Linked DNA regions of Homo sapiens: region 1 is linked to region 2. A link is a loop called in an ENCODE intact Hi-C map of the cell type or tissue named here. Cell type or tissue: GM12878. All regions are shown on one strand. Each heading gives the region's core, and the rest is flanking DNA. Links, peaks and the distances in the headings are about the cores only. Region 1 has its middle 44 kb from the start of MED13. Region 2 holds the start of LINC02875 (long intergenic non-protein coding RNA 2875).

Region 1 (16,324 bases), core at 5,238-13,237, 690 kb after region 2:
GCTGGAGTGCAATGGCGTGATCTCTGCTCATTGCAATGTCCACCTCCCGGGTTCAGGTGATTCTCCTGCCTCAGCCTCCCGAGTAGCTGGGATTACAGGTGTGCGCCACCAAGCCCAGCTAATTTTTATTTTTTTAGTAGAGATGGTGTTTTGTTATGTTGCCCAGGCTGGTCTCAAACTCCTGACCTCAAGTAATCCATCTGCCTGGGCTTCCCAAAGTGCTGGGATTACAGGCCTGAGCCACCACACCTGGCATAAATGTTTTGTAATCCTGAAACATTTCAATGACAAAGCTTAGAATGAGAGGTACTCAGCTTTTGCCTTAGCAGAATGCCTGCAGGTGGACCTGGGGATAGAGACAGTAGTGGTTAATGGACTCTAGGGGTTTAGGGGAATTAAATCAAAGTGTTCAGCAGAGAGAGGACAAAGGGGCAGTAGAGGGCTTCTGGGCTCAGGGCCAACATCTTGGACCACAAGTCTATAAGCTGAGTTTGACTGACTGTAAAAGCCTGTGAATCTATTGTATTCACTGGCAAAAATCTTCAAAATAGGCAATCCCCAGCTTATTAGTTTATTTATTGGTCTGTTGTCTGGAACTGGGAACAAGTTTTCCTATAGAAACAATATTACAAATGGTGGCTCTGCCCCAAGGCCAGCCCACAAAAGCTCACAGAACCGTAATGTACCTGAAATATTGTACTCATAATACTAAAGATCCTGACCACTATTTATAAAAGTGTTTCTGTGGGAAAGTGCATTTCGAGTTTTAATGCCGGTAACACATATTCCTCAGCCCTGTGAGTCCTCTGGACTCTTGACCTTACTCCCACTGTGCTGATTCTTATCAGAATGGCACCATAAGCGCTGGCACCATAAGCAGCAGGAAGGCAAGTTAGTTGCTTTCTGTTGCTACAGAATTCAAGCTGAAGTTTCAAGCAATTCATCTTCACTGAGCTGACCCCAACCCCTACCATGTACCCTGGCCTGTGATCTAAGTTTAGCCTTTTAAACACAACAAAGAGCCTCTTATGCAAAACATGCTTTGTGCACCCTATCCCAAGCTGATACATAAACTCTGTCACATTAGGGACTCAATTTGGATGTTTCTGGAATGCCAAAGATGAGCGGGAGTCTTCGTTTCATGAGGAAAATGGTCTGGAAAATTTTGGGACTAGTAAAATCCCTGAGACACTGGAAAGGGACAGCTTTTGAAGAGGGGCTTGTATAATCAAGCGGAGAAGTCACCTGATGTTGACTGAAAGGAGATGAAAAATGTCCCTAAGGAGGCCAGGCATGGTGGCTCACGCTTATAATCCCAGTGCTTTGGTAGGCCGAGGTGGGCGGATCACTTGAGGTCAGGAGTCACAACGCCAGGAGTTTGAGACCAGCCTGGCCAACATGGTGAAACCCCATCTCTACTAAAAATACAAAAATTAGCTGGGCATGGTGGCGACCGCTTGTAACCCCAGCTACTTGAGAGGCTGAGGCATGAGAATAGTTTGAACCCAAGAGGCAGAGGTTGCAGTGAGCCCAGATCATACCACTGCACTCTAGCCTGGGTGACGGAGCGAGACTCTGGCTCAAAAAAAAAAAAAAAAGAGTCCCTAAGTTTAGAACACTGGTGTCTTTGGCAAGGACAAGTATCTCTGAGTATGATACAGACACTCAAATACTCTCACTTAGAGAGTTCAGGTGGAGAACTGAAATCTGAAAGATCCACATGACATTCTGGGGGCCTAAAAACTATGATTTCTTCATAGACAAAAGATATTTTCTGTTGGCTATGAAGATTGTAATTGTAGGAAACTTTCTCACTATATCCAGAGCCCCAGCCTCAGTGGTAGAGGACAATGACATGTGGTGGTCCTGTTGGCCTGGAGGAGTAGCGAGGATTCAAGATTAGAGCCTGGGATAGTCACAGAGGCCGTTGAAGGACAGCATGAGTCCCTGGGACGCTCAGGACTAGATCCACTTTGGGCAGTTGGGGCTTCGAGCCCTAGTGCCACACAGGGCTTATTTTGGTAAAGCACTCTGATTGGGACAATACCTTTCCTCTATGGTGTACAGTCTTGATGGGACTAGAAATCAAACTGCCTTGTTCTTTCCTAGCCAGGGAGCGAGGTGAACAGACTGTTTCCTTAGATTTGAATCTTAGGGCTGGGCACGGTGGCTCACACCTGTAATCCTAGCACTTTGGGAGGCTAAGGCTGATGGATCACTTGAGCACAGGAGTTTGAGACCAGCCTGAGCAACATGGCGAAACCCTGGCTCTACAAAAAAAATACAAAAAAATTAGCTGGGCCTGGTGGCGTGCACCTGTAGTCCCAGCTACCTGCGGGGCTGAGGTGAGAGGATCGCTTTAGCCCAGGAGGTCAAGGTTGCAGTGAGCCGAGATCACACCACTGCACTCCACCCTGGGTGACAAAGTGAGGCGCTGTCTCAGAAAAAAAAAAAAAAGATTTGAATCTTGAATGGCACGACCTAGACACTAAAAGCTGGTTGGCACCTATTGTCCCAGCGTTGTGCCCCCAGCCACCTTAACCTCTAGAGTTGCCCGGCTTCCTGTCCTCCAAGCAGACTCTCTAGCTTTCCCATGAGTCCCATCTGCTACCTATTATCCTCCCAAAACAGTTCTCTCCTACTCAAGTCATCCAGTCTGTTTCTGTTTTGTATGATTGAAGAACTCTCACTAATACAGACTCTGATGGCAGAAGGTTGATCAAGGAAAATCTGCCAGTACAATTTGTAAAGCAACTCAAAGCCTAAATCAGCAGAAGGAATAGTTATAGCATATCATCTTCAGATACAAAAATGACAGTTCATATCTTTCAGATGTGATGAGCTCAACTTTACCTGATATGTTCACAATGTCAAGTTCAAATTTAAAAAACAAAAAACAAGCAAACAATAAAACCCTTTTGGCCAGGCACAGTGGCTAATGCCTGTAATCCCAGCACTTTGGGAGGCCGAGGCAGGCAGATAACTTGAGGCCAGGAGTTCGAGACCAGCCTGGTCAACACGGTGAAACCCCGTCTCTACTAAAAATACAACAAATTAGCGGGGCGTGGTGGTTCGTGACTGTGGTCCCGGCTGCTTGGGAGGCTGAGGCAGGAGAATTGCTTGAACCCGGGAGATGGAGGTTGCAGTGTGCTGAAATCATGCTACTGCCCTCCAGCCTGGGTGACAGAGCAAGACTCCGTCTAAAAAAATTAAAATAAAAATAAATTAGCCGGGCATGGTGGTATGTGCCTGTAGTCCTATCTACTTGGGAGGCTGAGGTGAGAGGATGGGTTGAGCCCAAGAGTTTGAAGTTACAGTGAGCTATGATCACACCACCGCAGTCCAGCCTGAACAACAGAGTGAGACCTCTGTTGTTTAGAGTGAGACCTCTGTTGTTTAGAGTTCTCTGTTGTTTAGAGTGAGACCTCTAAAAACTATTTTTTTTTTTTACCTGAGAAGGCAAAGATGGATGGGTAGAGGGAAGGTTAATATAAATATTATTCTGGGAACAAGTTACGAATTCCTAGCCCTGCATCATGCAATTTACTCTGATGACATGATAAATATGTTGGCTGTATTCAATGGTAACTATGGTTTTGTCTCATTTATTTTGGGAAATAAATATATTCATTTATATTAATAGAAAGATTTTTAGGAAAACAGGCAAATTGCAATTCCATTCCTTTGTTATCATTTAAAATAACTGAGTTAAGATTCAATGGTAGTTTAAAAATAACAATGGAGAAAAATGTGTCTGGAAATGGCCAGTTGGCCAAATGAAGTGAAGTATGTTTCAATTCAACTAGTTGGCATTTTCTTTTTTTTTTTTCTCTTTTTTTTTTTTTTTCTTCTGAGATGGAGTTTTGTTCTTGTCACCCAGGCTGGAATGCTGGAATGGCGTGATCTCAGCTCAGTGCAACGTTTTCCTCCTTGTTTCAAGCAATTCTCCTGCCTCAGCCTCCCAAGTAGCTGGGATTACAGGCCTGCACCATGATGCCCAGCTAATTTTGTAGGCATTTTCTATTTGCTCCATGATTAGCAGACCGGGTGGCGGAGCTTGTCTGAGAAAGGGCAGGCTACTTTGTCCATCAATGCCTGGTGCAAAGACATGCCATCTACTGCACCGGATGATCATCTGGGCCTCAGGCTATGGGACAGCCTGATCCTCGGCCCATGGAGCAGCCTGGTCCTTAGTCACAGGACATGTTTCCCATCCCAGGGGAGCTCAGGTTTGTGGGTTCCACTCTTGAGATCTAAACAACAATGGACTCAGGGGGCTCAGGCAGCTTTCTCTGATCCAGTTTGTCTCTCTCCCACCTGAGTTGAGGCCACTGCAGCATAGATAAAAACTAGGGACACTCAATGTTCATGCTGCCTCTCAATTCTTATCTTCCACTGGAGGCCCAGGACTCACCCTTGTCCTGGAAAAACCCCATTCCTTCTCCCCTTTGCTATGTTTCTGCCATCATCATAGCGTGTGCCTTCCCTCACCCTCACCCCCAACCAAACCCTATCTCACCCATGATCTCTGTTTCCAGAGTTCTGGCTCAGCACAAGTTGGAGCAAAGTGCTTTTAGACACAGAAGTGAAGCAGCTTCCCTGTTATGTAAATGGGATGATACAATAGATCTGGTGCCATGTGACAACCCTCCCCATATAGTCCCTTAAGAGGCAGAGGCAGAGACCTTAAGCAGCTGTCATTGACCCCCTCCTTTTCGTGACAGTTTTAGTCAGCCTCTCCACCTCCTTCTTCCCAGCCCCAGTGCCCTTTATGATAAAGAAAGGGTATGGGCCTGGGATGCGGGAGGTGGAGAGGCTGATTTAAGAGGCTTTCTGCCTCTATGGAATTACCACTTCTGAGTCCTCTATCTGAGATCTCTGTCTGCTCTGATTTCTAACTTCTAGCACAGGTCTTTACAAAATAAAAACTTCAAGGAGCCTACAACTTTATCCAGATTTGGAAGGAAAATGAGAGAAAAACTGCCTTATAGATTGGTAAGTCTAAATCATGGCATTGCCTTTTGCCTATGTAGAGTCTCAGTCATTTAAGGAATAGCATTGTGTGTGACTTTGGGGAGGTCATATGTACCTGCACAATCTCCTGAAATACTTTCCCAATCTGAACATAAGCCCAGGAGCCAGGTTCCTTGACCACTGGCCAAAGCGTCACTCCAAGCCAACTCCAAGAATTGGGCTAGAGAGCCCCATGGTTATCTACATCATGGCTGTAAACTTTGTACCCAGCCAGGTACAATTATTCCTGGGATTCTTACAGCCTTCTGCTTTTACTAAACCAAAATTTACCTTCTCAAAAGGAAGAAGTTTCCCTAGTTATAGAGTTAGATAAAGCACTCTAGCAGTTGAAGACTTACTTGTCTCTTTCCCAGCTTTGACTTACCTGGAAGCAAAAAGCCCTACACCATTGAAACCAACACCTTTAACAGTGCAGCAGGGTCATATGGCCCCAAGATAAGTGATCTGTGGCTCGGGCAACAGTCAGTCTCTGCAGAAGAAGCTAGGCTGGTTGATATCAACTAGCTGACATAAGAATGGGTTATCATTTACCATGGCCACCTTCGTGGTCTGGAAGCATCATCTCCAGGTATCCAGCATCCTGTAGTAATGTGTTTGGAACATTAGAGCCTGGTGCTGTTCAGACAGACCTAGATGAACACTTAAGTGTTTGGATTTTACTATCTCATAAACTTGGCAGTGAAATGGCCAGGTGACTTCTCTATTTCAAAACACTAGGGAGTAGAGGAAACATTTCTATTCTTGGAAATCCTCCTGTAGCTACAATAAATAAAAGCAAAATCCAAATGTCTGCGGTTCATAGTGCCTAGTACAGGCACCTAGCATAGAGCTAGAGTCACCCAGGAGTAAGTCGGGACACACCATGAGTCCTCTTTACCCAGACCAGTGGCTGTTTTTCCACAAGCAGGGAGCCCTGTCACAAGTACTTTGCCTTTCCATAAGAATACTGTAATTCTCACCTCATATATCTCAGAAGGAAACCCTGCTGATTTAGAGCATTAAATATAAGAAGATAACATCTTAAAATACTAGAAGAAAATATGATATTCATCTTGCTCTTAAAGAAAAACATTGTAATCATTAAGTCAATAGAAAAAAATGCCAAAATAAATAAATTCAGTTACATAAAAGAAATATATTAGCTACAGCAAGTTATCATAATAAAAATAAATGCTGGCCGGGTGTGGTGGCTCATGCCTGTAATCCCAGCACTTTGGGAGGCCAAGGCATACAGATCACTTGAGATCAGGAGTCCAAGACCAGCCTGGCCAACATGGTGAAACTCTGTCTCTACTAAAAATGCAAAAATTAGCCAGGCATGGTGGTGCACACCTATAATCCCAGCTACTAGGGAGGCTGAGGCGGGAGAATTGCTTGAACCCAGGCAGTGGAGGTTTCAGTGAGCCAAGATCACACCACTGTACTCCAACTTGGGCAACAGAGCAAAATTCCATCTGAAAAAAAAAATGCTCAGACTCTTTGAACTACTAATTTTAAGAATCTAATCAGAGGCCAGTCACAGTGGCTCACACCTGTAATCCCAGCACTTTGGGAGACCGAGGCAGGTGGATCACCTAAGGTCGGGAGTTCCAGACCAGCCTGACCAACATGGAGAAACCCTGTCTCTACTAAAACTACAATATTAGCCAGGCATGGCGACACATGCCTGTAATCCCAGCTACTTGGGAGGCTGAGGCAGGAGAATCACTTGAACCTGGGAGGCAGAGGTTGCGGTGAGCTGGGATTGTGCCATTGCACTCCAGCCTGGGCAACAAGAGCGAAACTTCCTCTCAAAACAACAACAACAACAACAAAAAACTAATCAGAAATGTGAATGTAGTTTTGTGCACAAAAGTATTTATCATAATGTAATTTAGAATTGGAAACAACTGAATATTCAACAATGGTGAAAGTGTTATAGTAATTTATGATATATATAGATGAAATTCATGGCTCCCATATGCAGTCATTAAAAATAATTTTGTTACATAAAGATACTTATGAGACAATGGTAGGTGTAAAAGGCAAAATAGGGCCAGGTGCAGTGTGGCTCACGCCTGTAATCCCAGCACTTTGGGAGACCGAGGCGGGTGGATCACCTGAAGTCAGGAGTTCGAGACCAGTCTGACCAACATGGAGAAACCCTGTCTCTACTAAAAATACAAAATTAGCTGGGCATGGTGGCAGGTGCCTGTAATCCCAACTACTCGGGAGTCTAAGGCAGGAGAATGGCTTGAACCATGGAGGCGGAGGTTGCAGTGAGCCAAGATTGTGCCACTGCACTCCAGCCTGGGCAACAAGAGCAAAACTCTGTCTCAAAAAAAAAAAAAAAAAAAAAGGCAAAATAGCAAACTGAATAAATCATAAACTACATTTTTAAAATAAAATTAAAAGAACAATTAAAGGCTGAAACAGTGGCTCATGCCTGTAATCCCAGCACTTTGGGAGGCCGAGGTGGGAAGATCCCTTGAGACCAGCCTGGGCAACATAGTAAGACCCCGTCTCTTAAAAAAAAAACACCAATTAAAATTGATGAGAGTAGAAATAATTTTTTTGTTTTATTCTTTATCCTTTTCTATATTTTCTATATTTTTGCAGCCCAATAAATGTTTTTAAAATCACCTCTGAACTTTTACTACTAGTGCTTTTTTTTCTACAACTTTATACCATAATGAGATTTCTGATGGTGCACAAAGACCTGCAGTTTATATAATAAGTGACAAATCATTTTTACTCATTAGATAATTGCATATTAAGTACCTTTGTGTTTTAATATCTATTATCTTAGAGGATAACTGAGTTAATCAGTAGAGTTTACTTTAGACTGAAATAATAATTGTACAGTTTAGTCTGAATGACTTCAACACTTTAAGCAGACCCCTCCCAGATGGCAGCCTGCAGGACAGATGGTCTGTCAAAGGTTCCTGGCCTCTGCTACCTTTGTCTTGGGTCATATCTCTGGGCTCCATCCTTTATCTCACTCTCTTGGCCATGTCTGACTTCCGTATAGGTTCTTCAACTCAAATCAGGTTCCTAATATCCCCAGCGCTCTTGTATTGATGTCTTAACACTTCCCTTCTTCTAGCAGGGCGTGGTGGCTCACGCCTGTAATCCTAGTACTTTGGGAGGCCGAGGCGGGCAGATCACCTGAGGTCGGGAGTTTGAGACCAGTCTGACCAACATGGAGAAACCCCCATATCTACTAAAAATACAAAATTAGCTGGGCATGGTGGCGCATGCCTGTAATCCGTTACTTGGGAGGCTGAGGCAGGAGAATCGCTTAAACCCAGGAGGCGGAGGTTGCAGTGAGCAGAGATCACACCATTGCACTCCAGCCTGGGCAACAAGAGTGAAACTCCGTCTCAAAACAAAAAACAAACAAACAAACAAAACAGTTCCCTGATTCTTCAGCTTGATCCCTTTGACATGATAGTTTGAGACTGCAACCTAGACCAAGACCATGTAGAGAATTTCCTGAGGCTCAGTGTTTGCTTAGAGTCTTGTCCCAGGTCTCCAGAGTTCCTGCCTGGCATGGCACCCCCAATAAGCTAGTAAGGCACCTGCTCCTTGATTGGTCCTCCTTGCTTACCCTAGCTCAGCTAGTTCTCCAAGAACAGTCTTCTAGGCCAGTTGAGAATGTGTCTGGGCCAGCTCCCCATCCTGAGGATCTGGCACCCTCCGGTGGCCATGGGTGGGTGCACCTAGCCTAGCAGTGAGTTTCAGTGCTAGAGCCTGCTAAAATGTCCCCAGGCGTATTAGCACCCTCCAGTGACAGTTTAATGGAGCTACTTCAGAGAGCTGCTATCAGATCCTGGCATGCCTTACTTCTGCAGGGTCCCTTGTAATTCAATTCACCTCCTGCAACTTGCTGATGTATCAAGATAGACTAAGATCTATGTTCTTAAAGGAGAAGGCTTTTGAGGTTTTGAATTTGGCAGGAAAGTCATAAGTACTAACCTGAATGCCAGATACTGAACTAAATGCTTTATAAACATTATCATAAATAATCTTCACAACAACCCTGGAAGGTAGGCACCTATTTTTCATCTCCACCCTCTAGAAAAGGAAATCAAGGCTCATGGGGTTGGGGGGCGGTTATATAGAAGTCAAGGTTAAGCTAAAAGGCCAACAGTTCCCTGTTAGTTGATGGCTTAGCTTGGGTTTAAAACCAGCTCAACCTGACTCAAGCTGACTCAGGTCCTATGCTTTAACAAGCCATACAGTCTCTTTAGGACATTGGGATGCTCTCAAAGATCATCATATATATATAGAAGTTAGTCTGTATGAAGAAGAAAGATTTTTTTTCCCCCGAGATGGAGTCTTGCCCAGTCGCCAGGCTGGAGTGCAGTGGCACAATCTCAGCTCTCTGCAGGCTCCGCCTCCCGAGTTCAAGCAATTCCCCTGCCTCAGCCTCCTGAGTAGCTGGGGCTACTGGAGTGTGCCACCATGCCTGGCTAATTTTTTGTATTTTAGTAGAGACAGGGTTTCACCATGGTTTTACCATGGTCTCGATTTCCTGACCTCGTGATCTGCCCACCTCAGCCTTCCAAAGTGTTGGGATTACAGGCATGAGCCATCACACCCGGCCTAATTTTTGTATTTTTAGTAAAGACGGGGTTTTACCATGTTAACCAGGCTGGTCTCCTGGTTAACCATGAGGTCTCCTGACCTCATGATCTGCCCACCTTGGCCTCCCAAAGTGCTGGGATTACAGGCGTGAGCCACTGACCTCAGCCAAGAATTTTTCAAAGCTGGGCATGGTGGCGTACACCTGTAGTCCCGAGGTACACGAGAGGCTGAGGCAGGAAGATCCCTTGAGCCCAGGACTTGAAGGCTGCAGTGAGCTATGATGAGTGCCACTGCACTCCAGCCTGGGTGATAGAATGAGACCTTATCTCTGAAAACAAAGCAAAACAACAACAAACTAAACTTATAAAAAAATATGTAGAGAGAAGCAGAGACAAGAGTTAGAGCTAGAGTCCTGACAGGGCTTGAGCTCTCGGTTCTAGTTGTTCCTGAGGCCCAAGAATACCATTGTCCTTTTCCAGACTTGGTTTTTTCATCAGATACTCCAGCCCTTCCAATAAATTCCCCTTTATAGACCAGTTTGATGTGGCTTTCTGCCACTTGTAATGTAAGAGCCCTACTAAAACAGGAAAGAAGTAGGGGACTTTGGAATACAGTCTACGTACTAACACCCACAGCAGCATTAGACAGGATACTGATGATCCACAGTCTGATCCACACTGTTATTTTGGTTGCAAGAAACAGACAGTCAATTTACTAGAGACAAGTTACTCATTACTCAAAGACAATTCAAAAGGATGGTTCATAGGAAAAACAAATGTGTACCACACCCTGAGTCAACTGAACCTCACAGCGTTGGAAAGGATTGGAACTACAGCAGTAGCACTAGGGAACAGCCACTGCCTCCTTTCTCTAGGGCTTTTTTTTTTTTAGATGGAATTTTATTTTGCTCTTGCTGCCCAGGCTGGAGTGTAATGGCACAATCTTGGCTCACTGCAACCACTGCCTCCCTGGTTCAAGCCATTCTCCCGCCTCAGCCTCCCAAGTAGCTGGGATTGTAGGCATGCACCACTATGCCCAGCTAATTTTTTTTATGTATTTAGTAGAGACAGAATTTTACCATGTTTGTCAGGCTGGTCTCAAACTCCTGACCTCAGGTGATCCACCCGCCTTGGCCTCCCAAAGTGCCAGGATTACAGACATAAGCCACCACACCCGGCCCTCTAGGGGCTTTTTAACCTCTCAGTGAATCAGCACCACCCTCTCTGGACCAGCCTTTTCAGCTTATTCCCGTTGCCCCTGGCTGAAAAAAAAAGAAAAAAAAAAGCCACTCTAGCTCCCGAAGCTCTGTGGCTTTTCAGTTTCAGCTCATAAAAAATCAAAGCTTTCCTTTGTGACACTTTATTGTGAGTTCCCAAGAGGGAAGATTTGACTTCTGCTTAACTTTTTAAACCAAAGCTCAAGAGGCATAGGTCACTGGATACAGCTTAAGGCCACACCCGTGGACCAGGTGACCAATTCGCTGCAGTCATGGTCATGTGGCCCATTGCCCACTCAGTAAGTTGAGTGGGTAGGGATTTTACTCCAAAGGGATATGGGGAAGGCCAGTAATAATTGGCATCTCTAATCAAGCCTACTTAATTGTAATTTTAACTCTTGCCAGTAAGAAAAATTAAACACGTTGTAAACATGGGCAACCTATTCCCCAAAGACCCTCTCTAATTATCTAGTTGGCAAGAGGACTCACCTTCTGGTGCTTGTAGGCATGTGTGTATTCTCTAACTCAAAGTGCACCTTCTTCAAGTCCCCAGTCTCGCCTGCACCTGCCTTAAACACTGTGCAGTGAGCTAGACTACTCCACTCACTTGGGAGTCTATTAATTTTTTTTCTCCCCTTAACCACACTAAAGACTTTGCTTAGTAAAGCATTTTGAAGATTTAGAAAGTGACAGCTCAGTCTGCTTAGGATTTATATCCCAAACAGATGTGCCAAGAAGTCATAGGAATCAAACTGCTATTCTGTGAGTAGAATAATATATTAACTTGCCTTTTAGTAGTTTCGATTACACAGCTGTACAAATTGCAATGGAGTCTTCATAGCTAAAGTTGCTTTTATCAAAAGCACATTGCTTCTTCAAGGTGGAGGTTTTAGCATAGCAGGCACCCTGGGGGACATGCATGCATCCTTATAAAATACTGCTCATTACTTGCAATAAAATCTTCCAGGTAGTTGAGATATGGTAGTTCTGAATTCACCTTGAGGAACCCTCTGCCCTTCATCATCAGATATATATATATAACTGTATATTATTTCACAGTGAAAATAAGGAGTTCCTCAATAATGGTACCAACATCTTACACTTTGGTCTCTGTGACTCTCAGTATTCTCGACTGTCAAATTGGGATATTGATACCCATCTTACAGGGTTGTTGTAAGTAGCCAATGAAACAATGTTTATAAAGAGCTTAGCAGCTGGGCGCGGTGGCTCATACCTGTAATCCCAGCACTTTGGGAGGCCAAGGCGGGTGGATCACGAAGTCAGGAGATTGAGACCATCCTGGCCAACATGGTGAAACCCCGCCTCTACTAAAAATACAAAAATTAGCTGGGCATGGTGGTGGGCATCTGTAGTCCCAGTTACTCAGGAGGCTGAGGCTCAGGAGAATCTCTTGAACCTGGAGGTGAAGTTTGCAGTGAGCAGAGATGGTGCCACTGCACTCCAGCCTGGTGATAGAGCAAGACTCTATCTAAAAAAAAAAAAAAATTATACTAAAGGAAGAATCCTCCACAACTTTTATCCAATAATTGTTACTTGGCTAGAAATATTGTGTGAACATCTATTTTTGGTAACCTGGAAAGCTGGATAAAGGGCCCATTAGCTAAGATATATTAAATCTTGATTTGAATTACAACTAACATACATTTTTAATTTTTTCTAGGGTTTCATGAAAGGGGTCAAAAATTTTTTAAAAAGTGAGTTCAAACAAGAACGGGAAACAATAAGCATAAAAGTCGGAAAGGCCAGTACCAGCCAGTACCAGTCCTAGAACAAGGAGACTAAGCTTGGAAGTGCACTGCAAGGTGTGGCAATTACACCTGAGTCATTGAGCCTGATTCTGCAAAGGGAGCTTCAGAGATCCCTGATCAATTTTATCTGAGAGCTCCCTACAGAATCAAATGCAGGTACTCTCTGGAGGAAAGCAACTCTCAGTGCGTGTCCTTGGGATTTCCACAATTAAGTTAAATAAAATATAAGCTCACAATTAAGAAAAAAATCATTGGAATCACTGGCTGGGCGCAGTGGCTCATGCCTGTAATCCCAGCAGTTTGGGAGGCCAAGGTGGGCAGATCATGAGGTCAGGAGTTCAAGACTAGCCAGGCCAACATAGTGAAACCCCGTCTCTACTGAAAATACAAAAAATTAGCCATGCATGGTAGCATGTGCCTGTAATCGCAGCTACTCGGGAGGCTGAGTCAGGAGAATCACTTGAACCCAGGAGGTGGAGGTTGCAGTGAGCTGAGGTCATGCCACTGCCCTATAAGACATCATGAGTTAGGATGAATAGAAACAACAAACAATAAATTTGTATCTGTAAGAAATGAAGAATTGGAATCAGAATTGTCATATACAGATTATTAAGTAAGATTTATGAACAACTTAAAGAAACCAAATATGGAATGAAATAGAGAAAGAAGCAAGGAACTATTAAAATGACCAGAAAAATTAGAAAAAGAACCAAATAGAACTTTTAGGACCAATATATATAGATTTTGAAATTAGTGACTCAGTGAATGTGTTAAAAATAGAATAAAAATAGCTAAAGACAGAATTAGTGACCAGGAATTTATATCTGAGGAAATCACCCAAAATTCAGCACAGCAAGTTAAAAGGCATGGAGGTTAAAAGGCATGGAAGGCAGAACAAAATTTAACATATGTCTAATTAGAGTTCCAAAGGGAAAGAATAGATAGGAAAAAGGCAATATTGAGAAGTATCAGTTCAAAAATTTTCCTGAGGCCAGGTGCAGTGGCTCATGCCTATAATCCCAGCTCTTTGGGAGGCTGAGGCAGTTGGATCACCTAAGGTCAGGAGCTCAAAACGAGCCTGGCCAACATGGTGAAACCCCGTCTCTACCAAAAATACAAAAATTATCTGGATGTGGTGATGGACACCTGTAATACCAGCTACTCAGGAGGCTAAGGCAAGAGAATTGATTGAAGCCAGGAGGCAGAGGTTGCAGTGAGCTGAGATCATGCCACTGCACTCCAGCCTGGGTGACAGAATGAGACTCCATCTCCAAAGAAAAGATTTACTGAACTGATTAAAGATGAATCCATGGACAAAGAAAGCACAGCACATATCAAGAATGACAAACAGAACTCTACACCTAGACATATTGTGATGAAACATCACCAATGCCAAAAATTAACACCTTAAAAGTCCCAGAGAAAAAAAGCCAGAGCACCTAAAAAGAACAAAGAAGCTACCAGAAGACTTTTTTTTAAAAGGAAACATAACAATAGTTATATTAGTGCTCACAATAGCCCTACGTAGTAATTACTATTATTGTTTCTATTTTAAGATAAGGAAACTGGCTGAGAGAGAAAGCCCAAGGGCCTACAGATATACAGCAACAAGGATGTAGCTTAGAAACACAATGCTGAGAGGAAAAAGCAGGTAATAAAACACTGCTTCAGCCATATGTAACAAAGTTGATGAATCTTAGAAACACTGCTAAGTGAAAAAAGCAGACGGCAGGAGATTGCATACAGAGTATAATTTTTATAATGCTCACAAACAAAACTAAATAATATATTGGTTAGAAATACTGACATGCGGCAGGGCGTGGTGGCTCACGCCTGTAATCCTAGCATTTTGGGAGGCCTAGGTGGGCAGATCACCTGAGGTTGGGAGTTCAAGACCAGCCTGGCCAACATGGTAAAACCCCATCTCTACTAAAAAATACAAAAAATTAGCTGGGTGCAGTGGCACGTGGCTGTAATCCCAGATACTTGGGAGGCTGAGGCAGGAGAATTGCTTGAACCCAGGAGGCTGAGGCTGCAGTGAGCCGAGATCATGCCACTTCACTCTAGCCTGGGCTACAGAGCGAGACTTCATCCCCCCCCCACAAAAAAAAAGAAAGAAAGAAAAGAAAAGAAAAAAAGAAATATTGACTGTGCATGATGAAATTACTTTTAAAATGCAAGAGTGAGGCTGGGCATGGTGGCTCAGGCCTGTAATCCCAGCACTTTTGGAGGCCCAGGCAGGTGGATCACTTGAGGTCAGGAGTTTGAGCACAGCCTGGTCAACATGGTGAAACCCCCTCCCTACTAAAAATACAAAAATTAGCTGGGCGTGGTGGCACAAGCCTGTAATTCTAGCTACTCAGGAGAATGAGGCAAGATAATGCTTGAACACGGGAGATGGAGGTTACGGTGAGCCGAGATTGCGCCACTGCACTCCAGCCTCCAGCCTGGGCGACAGAGCAGGAACTTGTCACACACACACACACACACACACACACACACACACACACACACAAAGCAAGAGTGAAATACTCAAAATTCAGGATAGTGGTTACCTCTTGACAAGGGGGATAGAAGAGTGGGATAGGGAGAAGAACAAGAACAAGGTAAAAAGGCAAAAGTAATGTTCTAGTTCTTACACTGGGTGGCAGGGAACAGGGACTCATTTTATTATATTTCACATTTACACATCACCTGTATTCTTTCATATGCATCAAATGTCACATAAAAAAATAAAATAAGGCTGGGAGCAGTGGCTCACACCTGTAATCCCGCACTTTGGGAGGCTAAGGCAGGCAGATCACCTGAGGTCGGGAGTTGGAGACCAGCCTGACCAACATGGAGAAACCCCATCTCTACTAAAAGTACAAAATTAGCCGGGCGTGGTGGCACACGCCTGTAATCCCAGCTACTCGGGAGGCTGGGGCAGGAGAATCGCTTGAACCCAGGAGGCAGAGGTTGTGGTGAGCCAAGATCATGCCATTGCACTCCAACTCCAGCCTGGTCAACAAGAGCGAAACTCAGTCTCAAAAAAAAAAAAAAAAAGAAAAAAGAAAATAAAAATAAAACAAACTACCAAAGGACTAATTTTAACTGGATTCCTAAAACATACATTTGAAAACACTGGTTCATCCTTCTGATTGATGGTTGAGGGATATAATCAGACTGTAGAACTTAACTGCCAATTTTTTGTAGCAAATCTTGAAAAGCCTTGCTACATAATTTTTTTCTACAAAATTATTAAAAGCTTTATTTACCACTGGAATCATTCAACAAAAAGCAAAAGCAAATGAGCCTGAAAAAGGAGCTAAGCAATTACTACCTAGGGTTGTCATGAGCACTGATAAACTATGGTTATATTTCCTTTTTTTTTTGATTAGTTGAAGACAATGATGCAAGTCATTGCTGGCCTGGGATTTTAAATCACTGCTCTTGTATGTTCTCCCCAAATGGAATGGTCTATTCATACAGCTTTAATAACAGGTATGCTATTCACATCATTTGAATGGGTATCTTCAAGTTTATATTCCAGATGGCAAAAAAAAAAAAAAAATTCTACATAGAAAAAAATATATTTATAGGACAACTGCATTAGGAATAATTAGTTTCATTTTGCATTTGGTGTCATGTAATTAAAGTTGGTAATAAATGAAAAAAGTTGGTGTCATTTTTTTCTTTTGGTTACTGTCCTGCTAAAATATTACAAAAAGTCAAATTAAAAACATATAACAGGCCG
Region 2 (16,324 bases), core at 5,054-13,053:
CCCCGTTTTCTCCCTCAAGGCCTTCACCCGTGCTAGGGCAGTCACCTGGAATGTCCTTTCCATTACCCCTGCTGTAATGCCCAGCACAGAACTTGATGGCAGGCCTTTGCATGGTAGCCTGAAGCGATCTCACCCTTCTAACTGGGTTTGGCCACAGGCACACTGGCTCATGCTTACCTGTGCTGCCTGTGGTTATAGTTATGCGAATTGTGGTTTTACATCCCTAAAACAGAAGGGCACGGTGTCCAGGGGATAGCACCCAGCCCAACTTCAGAAAGACTTCAGGCAAGATGTCTAACCCTCGTCTTGTTCTGTTTCTTCCAGGGAATTCCAATGCCCACTTTCGGAGGCCTCTTCCCCTACCCCTACACCTACATGGCAGCAGCAGCCGCAGCCGCCTCGGCTTTGCCCGCCACTAGTGCTGCAGCTGCCGCCGCCGCAGCCGCCGGCTCCCTCTCCCGGAGCCCCTTCCTGGGCAGTGCCCGGCCCCGACTGCGTTTCAGCCCCTATCAGATCCCGGTCACCATCCCGCCTAGCACTAGCCTCCTCACCACCGGGCTGGCCTCTGAGGGCTCCAAGGCCGCTGGTGGAAACAGCCGGGAGCCTAGCCCCCTGCCCGAGCTGGCTCTCCGCAAAGTAGGGGCCCCATCCCGCGGTGCCCTGTCGCCCAGTGGCTCGGCCAAGGAGGCGGCCAATGAACTGCAGAGCATCCAGAGACTGGTGAGTGGGCTGGAGAGCCAGCGAGCCCTCTCCCCAGGCCGGGAGTCGCCCAAGTGAGGGGCTGCCCAGCTGCTCCCCTGCCACGCAGGCCACCCGGGCTGCCTGCCCCTGCTGCTTGGGACGTGTACAGCACAGAATGAGTATTTATTTAAATAAAGGAGAAAAGTGGGCTGCAGCAGCCGGAATAGAGCCTCGTCTGGCAAGTCGGGGCCTGGGACACTTCCCTGGGCCTCAACAAGGATCAGGCTGCTGGAAACACAGTCACTTGGGAGCTGCTGGGCTAGGTCCAGATCCGCTCCAGCGTCAAGGTGGCATCCGAAGGTGTCTCTGGTCTTCCAGCGAGGTGGGAGAGGCCTCATCCAGGGCCCAGCGGTCCCTGCAGAAGCCAGAAGGTGCAGGGGCCAGGGGTGGGAGCATCGGAGGGAGTCCCAGAGCCCTGGACCTTGGGCCTAGACCGCGTGATAAAACTGGGTTGAGGGATGCTGGAACCAGTTACGACTGAAGTCAGTGTAGACCTGAGCTGGGAGGGAACCTGTTAGTCTCCCCACCTCTTCCCTGAAGAGACAGGCACCCCTCCCAGCCGTGGTCAACGGAGGGAGTGGCACTTCTGCCTTGAGTCCCCAGGGGAAAAAAAAAAAAGATATTTATGAAATAAATGGTAATTTGTGTAAATAAGCTTTAAGGTTCCCAGAATATGCAAATTGGTATTAATTTATTCAAAGGTGTACATTGCTGTGTACATATATTTAGAGATTAACTCATACATTTAAAGTTTTTTTCATTTTACGTGAGCATCTATATTGTACAGGGCTGGGGGGGCCCTTGGCTGCGGGAGAAGGCCCAGAGCCCTGGAGGAGCCACCACCCCGCCGGCCCCTCGACCCCTCGGCCCCTCGGCCCCTCCGCCCGGGTTTGGCTCGCCCGGCCCGCGGGCTCCACCTCAGGTTTTCACTTTTCGCTCCGGAGCGAGAACGAAACGACAAAAACGCAAGAAAACAATAAAACGCTAGAAAGCGAAGTGAACGGCGCTGTGCGCTCTGTGGGTCGCGCGGGGCTGGGGCGCTGCACGCGCGCAAGGAGGGACGAGAGGCGGGGACAAAAGGCTGCGCGCCCCTCGCCCGGCGGCAGCTGCACCCCGGGGACGGCAGGGCGGCACGGCGGCAGGGCGGCTGGGGCGCTGGCGGAGCCGCGAGGCCGGGCGGCGCCGGCGCGGGACGCGGGGTGCGTCCCAGGCCGGGGCTGGACTCCCCCTGCCGGCCGCTCCCGCAGCTCCGCGCAACGGGCCTGGGCACCCACCCGGGCCGGGAGGAGAGCAGCCGAGCGGCCTGGACTCCTGGCTTCTGACTCCCTTTCCGGGAAACCACACTGGAAACCCATCTCCTTTCAATGCTTCTGGGTGGGTGGGCTGGGAGGATGGGTGTTCCTTGTCCAACCTCTCCCTTCGGAGGAGGGGTTTGGCTGTGTCCCACCCCCGTACTCCCCGCCAAATATCGCTGAGCCTAGAATTCTTTCCCCTCTCTCTGCCTCCTGAACCTCAAAGACAAACATTTCCTCCGCGTCAGGGCTGTTGGCTAGAGTGGCAAAATCTGGACTAAAAGGTCTTACTTTAACTCATCTATCTAAATCCCTCTTGGGAGAGTGGAGAGTGGGGTCAGTGGGCTATTTCCATTCCTGCCTCAGTTTCCCCTGTATAATAATGGGCTTGGCTGGGGTCTCTCCGGGGTCCAGCTGTGTCAGTCTCCATTAGGCTGGTCCTTCCCCGAGACCCACTCCTGCAAGGACAGCTGCCTCCCACCCCGCGCCGGTGAGCTCCCCCTCCTTGCCCAGCTAGCAGGTGTCTCCAGCCCCCACTTCTAGCAGTGGGAGCTGGGCGGGCACTCCTTTAGCCCTGGGTCTGGTCGGTCACCGAGCACGCCACCTCCTTCCCAGTTCTCTCCTCTTTAAGCCTTGGGGACCCTGAACGCCCTGCCCCAACAGGCTGCCCACCTTGGGCACTGCACAGGGTGGGGCTTGGGGAGGGTGCTGGCTTCCAAAACACCAGGGACGTTGAGATGGAGGAACGGTGATGGTGAAGGTGGAATGGACAGTTGGGCCCCCAGACTCCCAGGACGCCTTTGTGGGCCGATACATTTGCAAGGAGCGAGAGAGAGAGAACCAGGCCCGCCTCTTCAGGATGGTGCTGCCCCCAGGCCACGCCGAATGCGGCTGGAGCAGGGAGGGGACTCAGCCAGTGCACGAGTGGGAGGTTGCAGTAGAACGTATCCCAACCCCAGAGGGTGGGTTCTGGCTTCCCTGCCTCAGACCTGCGGGCAGGTCCGGGAACCCGACAGGGACAGAGAAGCCCGTTTTCCAGCCTAAATAGAAGCTCGTGGGCAGCGCGTTTGCTGGAGGTCGCTTTGGGCTGAAACGCCTCTCATACTCCTAGAGGAGCGGCGCGTTTGCGTCCCGCGGCTTCTCACTTTCAGCAGGACATTAGGAGGGAGACGAGAGTCGGCTGCGCGCCCGCGGCGGCCTACGTACAGGGCTGCGGACACCAGGGGGCAGCACCGACTTAGGGTCGCGGGAGGGGTGCGGGTGCGGGCATGGGCGCGGGGGAGGCGGGTGCCTGCGAAGGCCGGGCGGGGCGGCCTAGTCGCGGCCGTTTTTAGGCCGCGTCGTTGCTGCAGCAACCCGGGTGGGGTGGGGTGGGACTCCAGGGCCTCGAGATCCCCCACACCACTTTCGCCGCCACCTCCCGCCGCACATGTCCCCTCCGAGTCGCCCACCCGGCGCTCCGCGGGGCCCCAGCTGGTAGCCTGAGTGCGACTGCGGGAACCCGCGGCCGGCGGCTGGGCCTTGTCCCAGACAAAGGCTAGGCCACTCCCATGTCCAATTAAGCCACCCTCCTCCCCGGCCTCCCAGCCCTCATTGTCCCCGGGGTCGCCAATTAGCCTAGGCGCCCGGCGTACCCGCCGCTCCGGTGCCGCAAGGCCTCCTTAACCCTTCAGGGCCTGGCCCGGGGTCCTTGGACGGCAGAGCCGCCGGCACACGCGTGGCAGGAGGGCCAGTGCTGGGACGATGGCGATACCTGCTGGCGGCCTAGCCTGTCGCCTCGGGCTCTCGCGTGTGGGGCGTGTGAGGTCTAAGAGGGAATTGTGCGTGTCGGTGTGGGGTGGCGCGTGCGATTCCCGGAGGAACTCGGAGATGGAGGGTGTGAGTGCAGGGGCTCCGAGAGACCCCTAGCGGCTAAGCCGCCCGGATCCCAAGGCCCAGGGGACCTCATTTCCTCTCGGGTTAATCGGAATCTTCCGAGCCCTCAAGCCCTTCCTCCTCCACTCCCCCGCCGCTGCTGTGGAGAACCGGAGCCACCGGTATGGCCTGGCCCTGCCCTCCCGAAGGCCGCAGCTCCCGGGCCCGCCTCCCCAGCTGACCGCGAACTCCTGCGTGGGGTGCTCCTGGGGCGGGAGGGGCGCGCTCAGCCTCGCTCTCCCCGGGACTCTCACGCTCAAGCGCCCCGGCTTGAGGCCGGGACCCCCTATTTCCCGGTTATGGGACGGCCCCTTGAGGGACAGCCTCTACGAGCCCTGGATTTATACCCCGAGCCTGCCTTCCTCCGCTCTGGGAAGGACCCAAAATCCAGTCCCGCTTCCTCCCCCTCCTTCGCTGTCCTTGGCCCCGAGGTGCGGAGCACCGGCGGTCAGGCGGGATCCCGCAGGAGGCCGAGCGCTCCCTGCTCGCAGGACAGGGCGGCAGCGGAGGGAGCCCCCGCCCTCTTGGGAGGAAGCCCGAGCTCCGGGTCTCCTGGGCACCCTCCCGGGAGCGCCTTCGGGGTGGAGGCTGGTTGCCGGGCGCTGAACGTGTCCGAGCACGCCCGGGGCGGTTTTGCACTTGGACTTCCTTTTGGGCTCTCCGGAGGCGCATATCTGTTCCTCCTATTGGATGGGGCCGGGGACCCCAAACCCACTCCGGAAGCACCGATTTCCAGCGCTGACGGCCGCGCCTGGTTTCCCAGCGAGTCCTCTTGGCAGCTCCCGCAGCTCCCCGCCGGGAGCACGAGTGGGAGCGAACCCAGAGCCCGCCCAGGCCTCGGGCCTCGGCAACTCCTCACAGGTCCACGAGATGGCGCTGCAGGCCAGGGCCCGGGCCGCGGCCTCACAGCCCGCCTCGGGCGAGAGCGGGAGATAGACTGCGGACCCCGGCAAGCGGGGCACGGAGGCACAGCCACCGACACAGGCAGAGCCGGGTCCGGAGCCCGGCACAGGCCGCCGAGGGACCGAGGGACTCCGGGGCTGCGGACACACTGAGCGGAGGGCTTGAGGCTCGGGGTGGGGCCTTCTCCCCTGCTGCCAGAACCGCCCGGCAGCGCCAGCTCGGCGACCTTCCAGGCTGCTGCAGACCCCAGCTTGTCCTCTTCTGCGCGCCCGCGGGGCTGGGCCCTCGCGTTCTCTCTGCGGGAAGTGAGCCGCCGGCCTCCGGCCTCCTGGGCCCCTCCGAAGGGGGCTGTGGCTGGCATCCGCAGCGCGCGGGGCGCACGGCCCTAGGAGCGCGGGGCCCACTCGACGGTGAGGACTTACGGGCGGGATAGGGGAAGGATCGGCGGGGATCCAGCGCTCCTCCAGCGGAGAGGGCCCCCTCGGCTCCGACCCGCCCTCCTCACCACCCTCATCCGGCTCTTCAGGGCGGGGTCTTCAGGGTCGAGGGCAGGATGTGCCCTGTGGAGCTGCTCACCTAAGTTCCTGCCTCCATAGGGGAGGCTTTGGGCTGCGTTATTCCAGCGGGAGGTGGTGGGGACTGGGGAGGGCCCAGGGGTCAGCCTGAGAATCTCGCCCTTGGATTAAAAGCCACCAATGCTCTGGGTCAAGTCTCAATGGGAGGCTGGGGATGTAAGACCCGTTGGCTGGGGAATGCCAGAGTTGGAGGGGGTGGGGCTTAGAAGCCTGTTTCCAGCTGACCTTTTATGTCCCCAGATGAGCTCTGGCACCCTCAGAGATTAACCCTACACACGTTTCCTAAGGGCACACGGCTAGAAAGCAGCCCAGTTAACACCAGTCGAGGGTCATTTCCACTGCAATACAGTCACCGGCTGGGTGATGGGACCCAGGCCAGATGTCGTCCCTGCACTAGGCTCTCAGCTCTTTTCTCTTTCAAAGTACAGTGTAGCAGAGAATAGGACCAAATCTTTGGTGATTTAATAATTATCTACATGCTCATCTATGGCTGAAGCAGCTGCTTGGTAGGAAAACTGGACAGGAGATAGATAGGTACAAGGTCGAACTCTGCCTCTAGAGCTGTGAGTGCTCTTTGAAAATGTGACTTTATTCTCTGGGCTGCAGAAGCCTCATCTGCAAAATAAGTAGTTTGGACTAAAATCCAGTTGATCTGCGAATGGCCAGTTGACCTGGGTCCAGTTTCCCCCCCGTCCCGCCCCCAGCCTCAACTGCTTCAGAGAAGAGCCATGTTCCCATTTAATGCTTGAGGAACCTGAGCCAGAGGGATAGGTGGAGTCACAGACCTTGAGGACCTTGGCCAAGATTCTTGGGGTGGGGGACTGGGTTGGTGGCCTGGATGAATTCCCAATTAGGAAATTACATTCTAAGTCCCGGCTGCCTCCATTCCCTGTGGGGTGCGATTGTCAGTCACAGCTTGGCCTTCTACCTCGAGCAAGCTGCTTTTGGAGAGATGCAGACTAGTGGGTTGCGGGCGGGGGGGCGGGGGTGACTTTGGTGCCCAGCACTACAATTTGTTGACTGTGTGTGACTTCTCTCCAAAGAGAGACCCCAAAGAGAGAAAGCGATACCAATGAAGGCCATTCAGGCACCCATGTTTAAGGGGGTCCCCCAGGCTAATTTCTTACTTGCGAGGAAGCCTTCATGGCAGTCAATGCGCTTTCACATGTGGCCTCTCCCCGACCCTCACTGGCCGGGTGGAGACTATGAGTCCTCGTTTCACAGACATGACATTGGGGTTCAGAGAAATGAAGTGAGGTGCCCAAGGCCATCCAGTAAATAAAGGACGGAGCTCTTTCACAATCCCTTGGGCCTGGCCCTTGGAAACTTTCGCTGATGAAGTGATGATGGGTGAGAGTCAGGCTTGCAGCAGGAAAAGGGCAAACGGGGCAGGGGAGGGAGTGCCCGGATGTCCTGGCCAGGAGGTGTGTCCGTGGGAGAAGCAGCCTGGCTCAGAGCCCAAGTCCAGCAGGCCCGGGGGAGGGTGGCCTCATGGCTCCAGTCAGCCCAGCTGGGCCTGCAAGGACCCCTGGTCGGGCAGGGGCTTCTCAGTGTAAAACCCTAACAGGGGCGTTGAGAGGATTACCCGAGAGGGGGCTGCATCCTGTGCTTAGCTCAGGGCATGGCTCATGTTTGCTCTCAATATTATTTATTTCTCTCCCAAAGAGAACAAGCAGGATGTCCTCTGGCTCCATGGTGCCTGCTCCTCAGCCCGACAGGAGCAGCTGTGGAACAGCCACTGTGTGCTTAATAAACATGCAGACATTTGATTGAATTCTCAGCACGGGGTGGCTGGTATGATTATCTCCATTTTACAGAGGACAAAATGGCCCAAGGTCATACAGCGTCAAAGAAGCAGGTCACAGGGCCACACCAGGCTCTGGCCGACCCCAGGCCTGTGTCCTTTCCTGGAGCCTGGCGTTCCTGCTCCACACGCCTGGGCTTCAAAGTCCCCCTGGCATTTGGCTCAGCCCTGTGGCAGGCTGTCCTGGGACTGGTTTACATTTAGCCCTGGACTGGCTGGTCAGTTCCTTCATCCAGCTCCCACTTTGGGTCTTATTTATTTCCTTCTTGGGGGGCTGTCCAACACTTCCATGCTTTGCCTGCCCATAACTGTCCCCGTTTGCCCATGACAGTTCTGGTTTGACTATTGGCATCCTGAGTTCTGGGAGACCCCTCAGGTCTGAGCAAGTTACCCAATAGGTCACCTTGCCATCACCACACACATACCCCTACACTGGGCCAGGAGACCCAGCAATGAGTGAAACAGACACCAGCACCCCCATTGAGGGAGCCAATGATCTGGTAGAAGATAGAGACATTCAAGGAATATATCCCTTCCCAAGAGAAGACACGGCAGTGCATGGGGTGGGGTGCGAAAAGGCTTAGCCCCAGCAAACTGGGGGCAGAGAGGAGCCGCAGAGCCTCAGAGAGGCTGGGGAGCTGGCAACTGGCCTGGTTTCCCAAGGAAACTACCCCACCAAGCATCTTCATATGGGCATGTCTTTGTGTGTTCGTGTGTGTCTGTGTGTGGTAGGTGCATGTGTATGTGCATAACACATGGCAGGAGTGCCGAAAGCCCTTGCTGGATGAGTGAATGAAGTGCACCTGGTCCCTCCAGGATAGCCCCCCCACCCCCAGGTCCTGGGCCAGAGGCCCCTCCTCCAAGTACACTTGAGTACCCTGTGGAGAGCTCCAGAGGGCTTCCGGTCTCCCCATCCAGGCCTCCTCTGTCTCCTGGGGAACTGAGGCCCAGGGAGTGTGTGTGTCTTGCCTGAGGACTTGCCTCTGCAGGAGAAAGTTACAGGCCATCCACAGACACTCCCAGCCCTCAAACCCTGCTCTCCAGCTGTGCCAGTGATTCTCTGCTCTCTAAGGGTCTGGAAACTTCTGGACTCTGGAGCAACAACCTTGTTCCCCAAGGCCAGGGCAGACCTCTCTATCTGAGTCCCTTGGGGAAGCTCCTAGCATGTTTTCCCCCACAATCTTTCTTGTGGCACAGACAGCCTTCCTGAAATGCAGCTGAGATGAAGTCACTGCCCTGGTTAAAGCCTCCCAAAGCCTTCCCTTGCTCTTGGGGTCAAGCCCAGCCTCCTTAGCCTGGCACTGGGGCCTGTGTGAGTCCTGCCTACTCGCCCCCCTCCCCAGGACTCCATCCCCACTGCCCACCTCTAGGCTAATCTTGCTGGCCTTATCTTGGCCTCTGCATATGCACATGCTTTTTCCTGGGCTTGGAGTGCTCTTCCTGCCTTCCTCCGAAAAACTCAGCCCACTAGCTCCTTCTCCAGGGAACTCCTCTGCCTTCTTCCTCCTGAGTTGGGTGCCCACGCACGCCTTGTTTCGTGTTGGTAGTCAACGAATGTATGGACTTGGGCAAGTTACTCCTCCATCACCGCTGCAAAGTGGGGATACCAGCACCTGCTCATGGTGTTTCACAGTGGGGCCGGCCAGGAGCCTGGACCAGTGAGTGATGGTTCCCGTCCCTTTGGGGGACCGTAAGGGCGGCTGAGGATGGGGCCTGGGGGCGCTCTGCGAGTGGGGACATTCCCCTCAGCCCAGCGCGGCGGCCAGGGTTGGGCCTGCCCCCTTCCCCTCCTGGAGGCCAGGCGCGGGCCGAGGAGACCCTGCCTGAATGTGCCCTAAACCTGGGGGGTTGAGACTAGAGGGGTGCTCGACAGGCCTGCGTGCTGGGTGTCTTCAGATGAAGGGCGACGAAATCCTGAGGGCAATGAGCCTCCGTGCGCACGCGCGCTGGTGACACCTCCTCCCTCTCCCAGGGAAGCGCGGCCAGGGGAGGGGCGTTTCTTGCCGCAGGACGGTTGCTGGTGACCCGGCCGGATTACTGTCATCTGTGGACTGCCTGCGCTGTGCGGGCAGTGGCTCCCTCCTACCACTAGGTGGGGATCTGGAGTCGTTCAAACCAGGAGTCCGGGGCTTGGGTTCAGGCCTGGAGCCCCTCGCCCTCCTGCCGCCAGCCAGGGTTTCCCAGCCTGCCTGACTGCCGCCTCCCGGGCACTGGGCCCGCGCTCTGTGCCTCCACTCTCATTTCTAGCTAGGTCCTGCTGCCAGAGAATAACATTGAGGCAAATGAATGAGAACACCGACTGTGCAGCCCGAGGGGCCTGGGTTCAAATCCCAGCTGCACCTTTGGTTCTGGGGATTTGGCTCGTTGGGCCTCCACTTTCCTCATCTCTAAAATAGACTCGTCTACTCATTCTGCAAAGGGCAGGAGGAAATGTGGCTGCCCTGATCGCCACCCAGAGTGGGGGGAATGGACAGTGTTCTGTCGTCTGATCCCTCACATAGGACAGCTAACCTGGACAGCACCTGTGTTCCAAGACTTCCTCATGCTCTTGTCTCACCGATAGAAACTTACCTGTTCCAGGGCTCCCTCCCTGGGGACCTTGCTGGGAGAGAGGGGCCCATCTGACTTAATGCACTGCCTTTCCAGGTGCTGTGCTTGCAGCTTCCATCTGAGCCAGAGTGGGGGACCCATCTGGCCTGGGTCCCAGGGGCACCATTGCAGAGGCGCAGTTGTCCCCACCCCACCCCCCCATGCCCATCACACAAGGGCCCTGCCTCTTCTTCCTCCGTCAGGCTCTGGGTCAAGGCTGAGGGATAATTTCCCTTCTCCCCCATTCACAGGCAGGAAAACTGAGGTTCAGAGAACCCAGGACAGGTTCTATCTGTGGGGAAAAGGGAAGGTTTGGCCCAGGGAAAGGGAACATGGAGGTTGGGGTTGTTCCTTCTAAGTCACCAGTCTTGGTCTTGGTCACGTTGGTTCAGGTGTCCCCTTCTCCCATGCCTCGTTGATCTTTCCCCTGACATAGGAGGGATTTGTATGACAGTCCCCATCTGTTCAGACACCGGAACCTGCCGCGCCCAGAGGGAGCTGCCCTCCCTGACTCTCACCCCTTTGGGAGCCAGAGGTCTCTTCCCCAGGGTGGAAAGACAGAGGTTAAGAAGGGGTTAACTCTTCTTGCCTTCACATCACGACAACAAGTATGTGTTGAGCAATGGCTGCAGTGTCATGTGCTGCGCATCCTCCCTCTTTCTCTCACGTGCTCTGGACTCCTTGCCATTTTTTCTTTCTTTTTAAAAATTGAGGCCGGGCACGGTGGCTCATGCCTGTAATCCCAGCACTTTGGGAGGCCGAGGCAGGAGGATCACCTGAGGTCAGGAATTCGAGACCAGCCTGACCAATATGATGAAACCCTGTCTCTACTAAAAATACAAAAATTAGCCGGGCATGGTGGCATGTGCATGTAATCCCAGCTACTCGGGGGGCTGAGGCAGGAGAATCACTTTAAGCCAGGAGTCGGAGGTTGCAGTGAGCCGAGATTGCACCATTGCACTCCAGCCTGGGCAACTAGAGTGAAACTCTGTCTCAAAAAAAAATTATTTGCATAAAATGTACTATCAAAGGGTACAATTCACTGGTTTTTTACTATATTTACAAGATTGCACAACAATCACCACTGTCACTCCCCAGCCCTTGACAACCACCAATCCACTCTCTGTCTCTGTGGATTTGCCCATTCTGGACATTTTATATCAATGGAATCATATACTCTGTGTTTTTTTTTGTGACTGGCTTCTTCCACTTAGCCTAATATTTTCAAGGCTTACCCATGTTGTAGCACATATTGATACTTTCATTCTTTGTACAGCTGAATCATATTCCATTACCTGGTGATACCATGTTTTATTTATTCACCATCGGTTGATGGGCATTTGGGTTGTTTCCACATTTGACTATTATGAATAATGCTGCTATGAACACTGATGTACAAGTCTTTGTGTGAACATATGTTTTCATTTCTCTTGGGTATGTCTAGGAGTGGAATTGCTGGATCAAATAATAACTCTAACATTTTTCCCCACCAGCATCCAAAGCAGTTAATGCTAACTTTTTGAGGAGCCACCAAACTGTTTATCAAAGTGCCTGTACTATGGTACCCTCCCACCTGCAATTCCTTGCCATTTCTTGAATGTACCAGACACACCCCTCCTTGGTCCCTGACTTCTTTCTTGGAGAGGCCATCGTTGGCCATCTGATGTAAAACAGGAGCCTACTTTCACCCCCTTCACTCCCTTTCTCCCTTCCTCCCTTCCTCTGTTTGGTTGTTGATACTGGACGCGCTGAGACTATTTTACTTACTTATTTTGTTTATTGCTTTCCCTCACTAGAATGGAGCTTTGTTCATTGTTCTATCATTAGTCCTAGAATATACCTGGCACATGTAGGTGTTCAATCAATGTTTATTGAGTAACATGAGTTAGTCAAGAAATGTAGGGTGCCATGCTGGGTACACAAGGCATAGCATGATAAGAACTCATGGAAATGGACCAAGTGCTACCGAGGCCACAGGGAGGTAAACCAAGTGTCACTGAGGCCTCCTGCCTGAACATTTCTTCACCTATTGAGTCGGCCATGGGGGTTCAGGACCACCCATGCTCTCACCCTCATCAGACCAACAGAGAAGAAGAACTGGGCCTCCTCCCTCAAACTAGGCAAGGGTTCGGGAAACAGGTTAGTTAGCCACACAGTCATCACGACAGTTCTGTCTACTGGCTGTAGACAGTGCAATCGCTGAGTGAAAGGATTTGAAGGGTGGCAATTGGAGAGGGTATTCAAGTGTGTCAGTGCCCTGCGTCAGCCCTGTCTGTCCCCATCCAGGTCTCAGTCTGCCTTGGAGACCCAGATGTGAGAGCTGCTCAGCAGGGAAAGATGTTGGCCTTTTCCCATGCCAGGAGTGAGGATCACAGTCCTGGCTGTCCAGCCAACCCAGTGGGTCTTTTATGGCTTCACCTCAGCTGGCCTCTGGACATATTAGTCAGGAATCCTTCAGTCGTACGGACAGAAATCCAACTCAAGCTGAAGAAAAAGGGCAGTTTATTGGCAAGCACAGGACCTGGGAAGCACAGGGGAAGGGGAGCTGGCCTTCAGAATGCTCGCTCTCTCTGTCTCTCTCTCTCTGCTTTCTCTCTCGTTTCTTTTCTCTGTGTGTTGGCATCACTCTCTCCTACCACAGATGGGCTTCTTCATGTGGCAGGGGGCTTGGCTGCAGGCAGCTGTGGGTTACAGAAATCCAGCTTAGTGGCTTAAAAGGAAAGGAAATGGCTCTGCTGTTCTACTTAGAACAATCACAGGGAAACACTCGGATTGGCCCCCTGGGATCATATGCCCACCTCCCTCCATACAAACAACCCATTCTCCTTTGCCACTATTGTCAGTTGTGGCTACACCAGAAAACCAGGCTTGCTGGTCTCTCTCTCTCTCAAAATGCGTGCTGACTGGCAAGTACTTTGCAATCTCTCTCTCTCTCTTTTTTTTTTCTTTGAGACAGGCTCTGTCTCACTCTGTCATTCAGACTGGAGTGCAGTGGCATGATCACAGCTCATCACAGCCTCAACCTCCTGGGCTCAGGTGATCCTCCGACCTCAGCCTCCCAAGTAGCTGGGACTACAGGCACATGCCACTATGCCCAGCTATTTTTTTTTTTTTTAATTTTGTAGAGACTGGACTTTCGCCATATTTCCTAGGCTAGCCTCGAACTCTTTGGCTTAAGCAGTCTTCCTGCCTGGGCCTCCCAAAGTGCTGGGATTACAGCCATGAGCCACCGCACCTGGCCTCATTTCTCTTAATCCACACAACTGCTCTGGAGAAATATATACTGGTCAGGGCTCTTTTAGCTCCTACTGACAAAAGCCCAACTCAAATGAGCTTAAGCCAAAAAGGGAATGTATTACTCTACATAACTGATAAAAGCAGGAGTAGACTTCAGGCATAGCTGGTTCCAGGGAGTCAAATAAGCCTGGGCTCTTATTGGCTCCAGCTCTTAGCCAGACTTCCCTCTCTATTGGCTCAGCTCTCAGGTACATCCTACCCAAGCAGCAAGAAAAAATGACTAGGGCAGCCTAGGCTCAGATGGTCTTTAGAGCCGTTATTCCCAGGGGAAAAGGGAGACTGCTTTCTGTGCATAGAGCAAACTATCTCGGGGGACTGGTTGGCTCCCATGAGGGTCCAATATCTACTCAGGGAACAGGACAAAGAAAACCATATTTGGCCAGGTCAGGTCATGTGCCCACTCCTGCAGCAAGAGGATGAGACAGAGCTGTGAGGAGTAATGCCATTGGAGTAGTGACAGGGCAGACTGATTGGATGTGGCCAGCTATAGGACTATCCCATTGCACAGATGAGGCTTGGAGAGATAAGGTAGCTTCCAGTACCGTAGAGCTAGAGACAGTCAGGATTCAAACGCACATCTGTCATCTCTTCCCAGAAAACCACCCTGCCTCCTTTTAAAGTGCTGAGTTAAAATATCCCTTGAAGAAGTAGATTCCTGTAGACAGCCATATCATTCCCAGTACCCCTTGCAGCAACTGCCATAGAGAGGATTGCTTGGGAGGTGGGGTCGGCCGCACTCTCAGACAAGATCCTTTACCAGCTCTCCGTGGTTGAAAGGGTCTCTGGTCATTGACTCCAAGTGTCATACTAAATCATCAATCCAAACAAGGTTTGATTTTTGGCAAGGGTGCCAAGATCATTCAGTGTGGGAAGGATAGTCTTTTCAACAAATGGTGTGGGAAAAACTGGATGTCCACATGCAAAAGAATGAAGTTGAACCCTTACCTTACATGATATACAAAATTAACCCCCAAATGCATCAAAGACCTAAACTTAAGAGCGAAAGCTATAAAACTCTTAGAAGAAATCACAGCGGGGAATCTTCATGACCTTGAATTTGGCAATGGTTTAAAAAATGTGACTCTAAAAGCATAGATGACAAAAGAAAAAACAGATAAATTGAACTTCACAAAATTAAATTACTTTTGTGCACCCAAACACACTATCAAGAAAGTAGAAATGCAACTCACAGAACGGAAAAAAGGATTTCTAAATAATATATCTGACAAGAATTTAATATCAAAATATATAATTTCTACAACTTAACAACAAAAAGAAAAATAACTCAATTACAAAATGGGCAAAGGACCTCGAATAGACACTTTTTCCAAAGAGGATATACAAGTGACCAGTAAGAACATGAAAAGATGCTCAACATCATTAGTCATTAAGGAACTGCAAATCAAAACCACGAGATATCACTCCACACTTACCAGGATGCCTAGAATTTAAAGAGAGAGTGAGCCAGGAATGGCAGCGCACAACTGTCATCCAATCTACTTGGGAGGCTGAGGAGGGAAAATCACTTAAGCCCAGGATTTATAATCTAGCCTGGGCAAAATAGTGAGACCACCATCTGTACTAGAAAGAAGAAAGAAAGAGAAAGAGAGAGAGAGAGAGGGAGGGAGGGAAGAAGGATGGAGGGAAGAGGGAAAGGGAGGGAAGAGAAGGGAAGGAGGAAAGAAAGAAAGTCCAAACAAATTGGCAAGGATGTGAAGGAAAAAAAAATTTTTTTTTGAGACAAGGTCTCACTCTGTCGCCCAGGCAGGAGGGCAGTGGCGCAATTATACCTTACTACAGCCATAATCTCCTGGACTCAAGTGACTCTCTGCTTCAGCCTCCCAGGTAGCTGGCTTTATAGGTGTGCACTACCACTCCTGGCTAATTTTTGATTTTTTGTAGACAAGGTCTCACTATGTTGCCCAGGCTGATCTCAAACTCCTGAACTCAAGTGATCCTCTTGCCTCAGCCTTGCAACATGCTGGGGTTACAGGTATGATCCACCACACCAGCCCTGCATGTGGAGCAGTTGGAACTCACGTACATTCTGTTGAAAATGTACAATGGTGAAGTTTCTGTGGAAAACAGTATGGTGGTTCTCCAAAAAGCCAAACATAGAGTTACCACGTGGTTCAGCAATTGCACTCTTAGGTGTACACCCAAAGGCATTGAAAACAGACACTCAGGCAGATACTTGTACACCAGTGTATATTGCAGCATTATCCACAGTAGCTGAAAGTTGAATACAATCTCAATGTCCATTAACAGATGAATGGATAAACAAAATGTGGTATATACATTCAATGGAATATCATTCAGCCATACAAATAAGTGAAGTTCTGATACATGCTATTTGCTCTATATTGTATATACATGCTATAAAATATAGAAAAAACTTGAAATCATGATGCTAAAGTGAAATAAGCTAGACACAAAGGGACAAATATTGTATGATTGTGCTTTGCTGAAATATCTACAATAGGAAAAGTCACAGAAACAGAAAGGAGAGTAGAGGTTACCAGGGGCTGGGAGGAGAGGGTAATGAGGAGTTATTGCTTAATGAGTACAGAGTTTCCATTTGGAATGATAAGAAGTTTCAGAAATAGATTGTGGTGATAGTTACATAACAATGTGAATGTACTTAATGCCACTAAACTGTACACCTAAAATGGTTTAAATGGGAAATTTTATGTTGTATATGTATATTTTGTCCCAACATTAAAAATATGGGGGCTGGGCATCGTGGCTCACACCTGTAATCCCAGCACTTTGGGAGGCTGAGGTGGACAGATGACTTGAGGTCAGGCGTTTGAGACCAGCCTGGCCAATATGGCAAAACCCCATCTCTACTATAGATACAAAACTAGCCAGGCGTAGTGGCGGGTGCCTGTAATCTCAGCTACCCGGGAGGCTGAGGCAGGAGAATCGCTTGAACCCAGGAGGCAGAGGTTGCAGTGAGCAGCTGCACTGTACTCCAGCCTGGGTGACAGAGTGAAATAAATAAAATATAAAAAATAAAAATAAATCATAAAATTAAAATTAAAATAGGGCATGAACGTAACAAATGTACCCCTCTGGTTGGGGATGTTGAAAATGGGGGAGGCTGTGCATGTGTGGGGTACAGAGGGAATATGGGAAACCTCTTATGAATGAACAAATTTGTATGAATAGACAAACACCTTTCTCTCGATTTGGCAGTCAAGCGAAAA

Evidence for each region. Peaks named below come from ENCODE experiments on the same cell type or tissue, not always from the same donor. Only the 100,000 strongest peaks of a DNase experiment are listed, where the experiment ranks them.
Region 1: it touches region 2 in a loop (7-fold over the local background); 7 of 110 quality-filtered maps call a loop at or near these places.

What each region holds. Positions count from the first base shown.
Region 1 is chr17:62,100,906-62,117,229 of GRCh38, forward strand. No RefSeq gene overlaps it. Among named protein-coding and RNA genes, the nearest start is that of MED13, 44 kb to the left of the region's middle. RefSeq lists enhancers at 7-612, 5,699-6,261. In GM12878, for the core only: a CTCF peak has its summit at 8,740 (motif pointing left); a DNase peak (open chromatin) is centred at 8,766; H3K27me3 peaks cover 148 bases.
Region 2 is chr17:61,407,730-61,424,053 of GRCh38, forward strand. LINC02875 (long intergenic non-protein coding RNA 2875) reads left to right here and starts at 4,022. Exons shown (of 1, transcript NR_160788.1): 1 at 4,022-5,551. It overlaps TBX2 (T-box transcription factor 2), which reads left to right. Exons shown (of 7, transcript NM_005994.4): 7 at 325-1,737. The coding sequence ends at 777. RefSeq lists silencers at 1,759-1,818, 1,829-1,878, 1,889-2,038, 3,199-3,368, 4,889-4,948 and 1 more and enhancers at 2,737-3,319, 9,007-9,554. In GM12878, for the core only: a CTCF peak has its summit at 9,306 (motif pointing right); no DNase peak of the experiment used is centred there; H3K4me3 peaks cover 707 bases; H3K27me3 peaks cover 409 bases.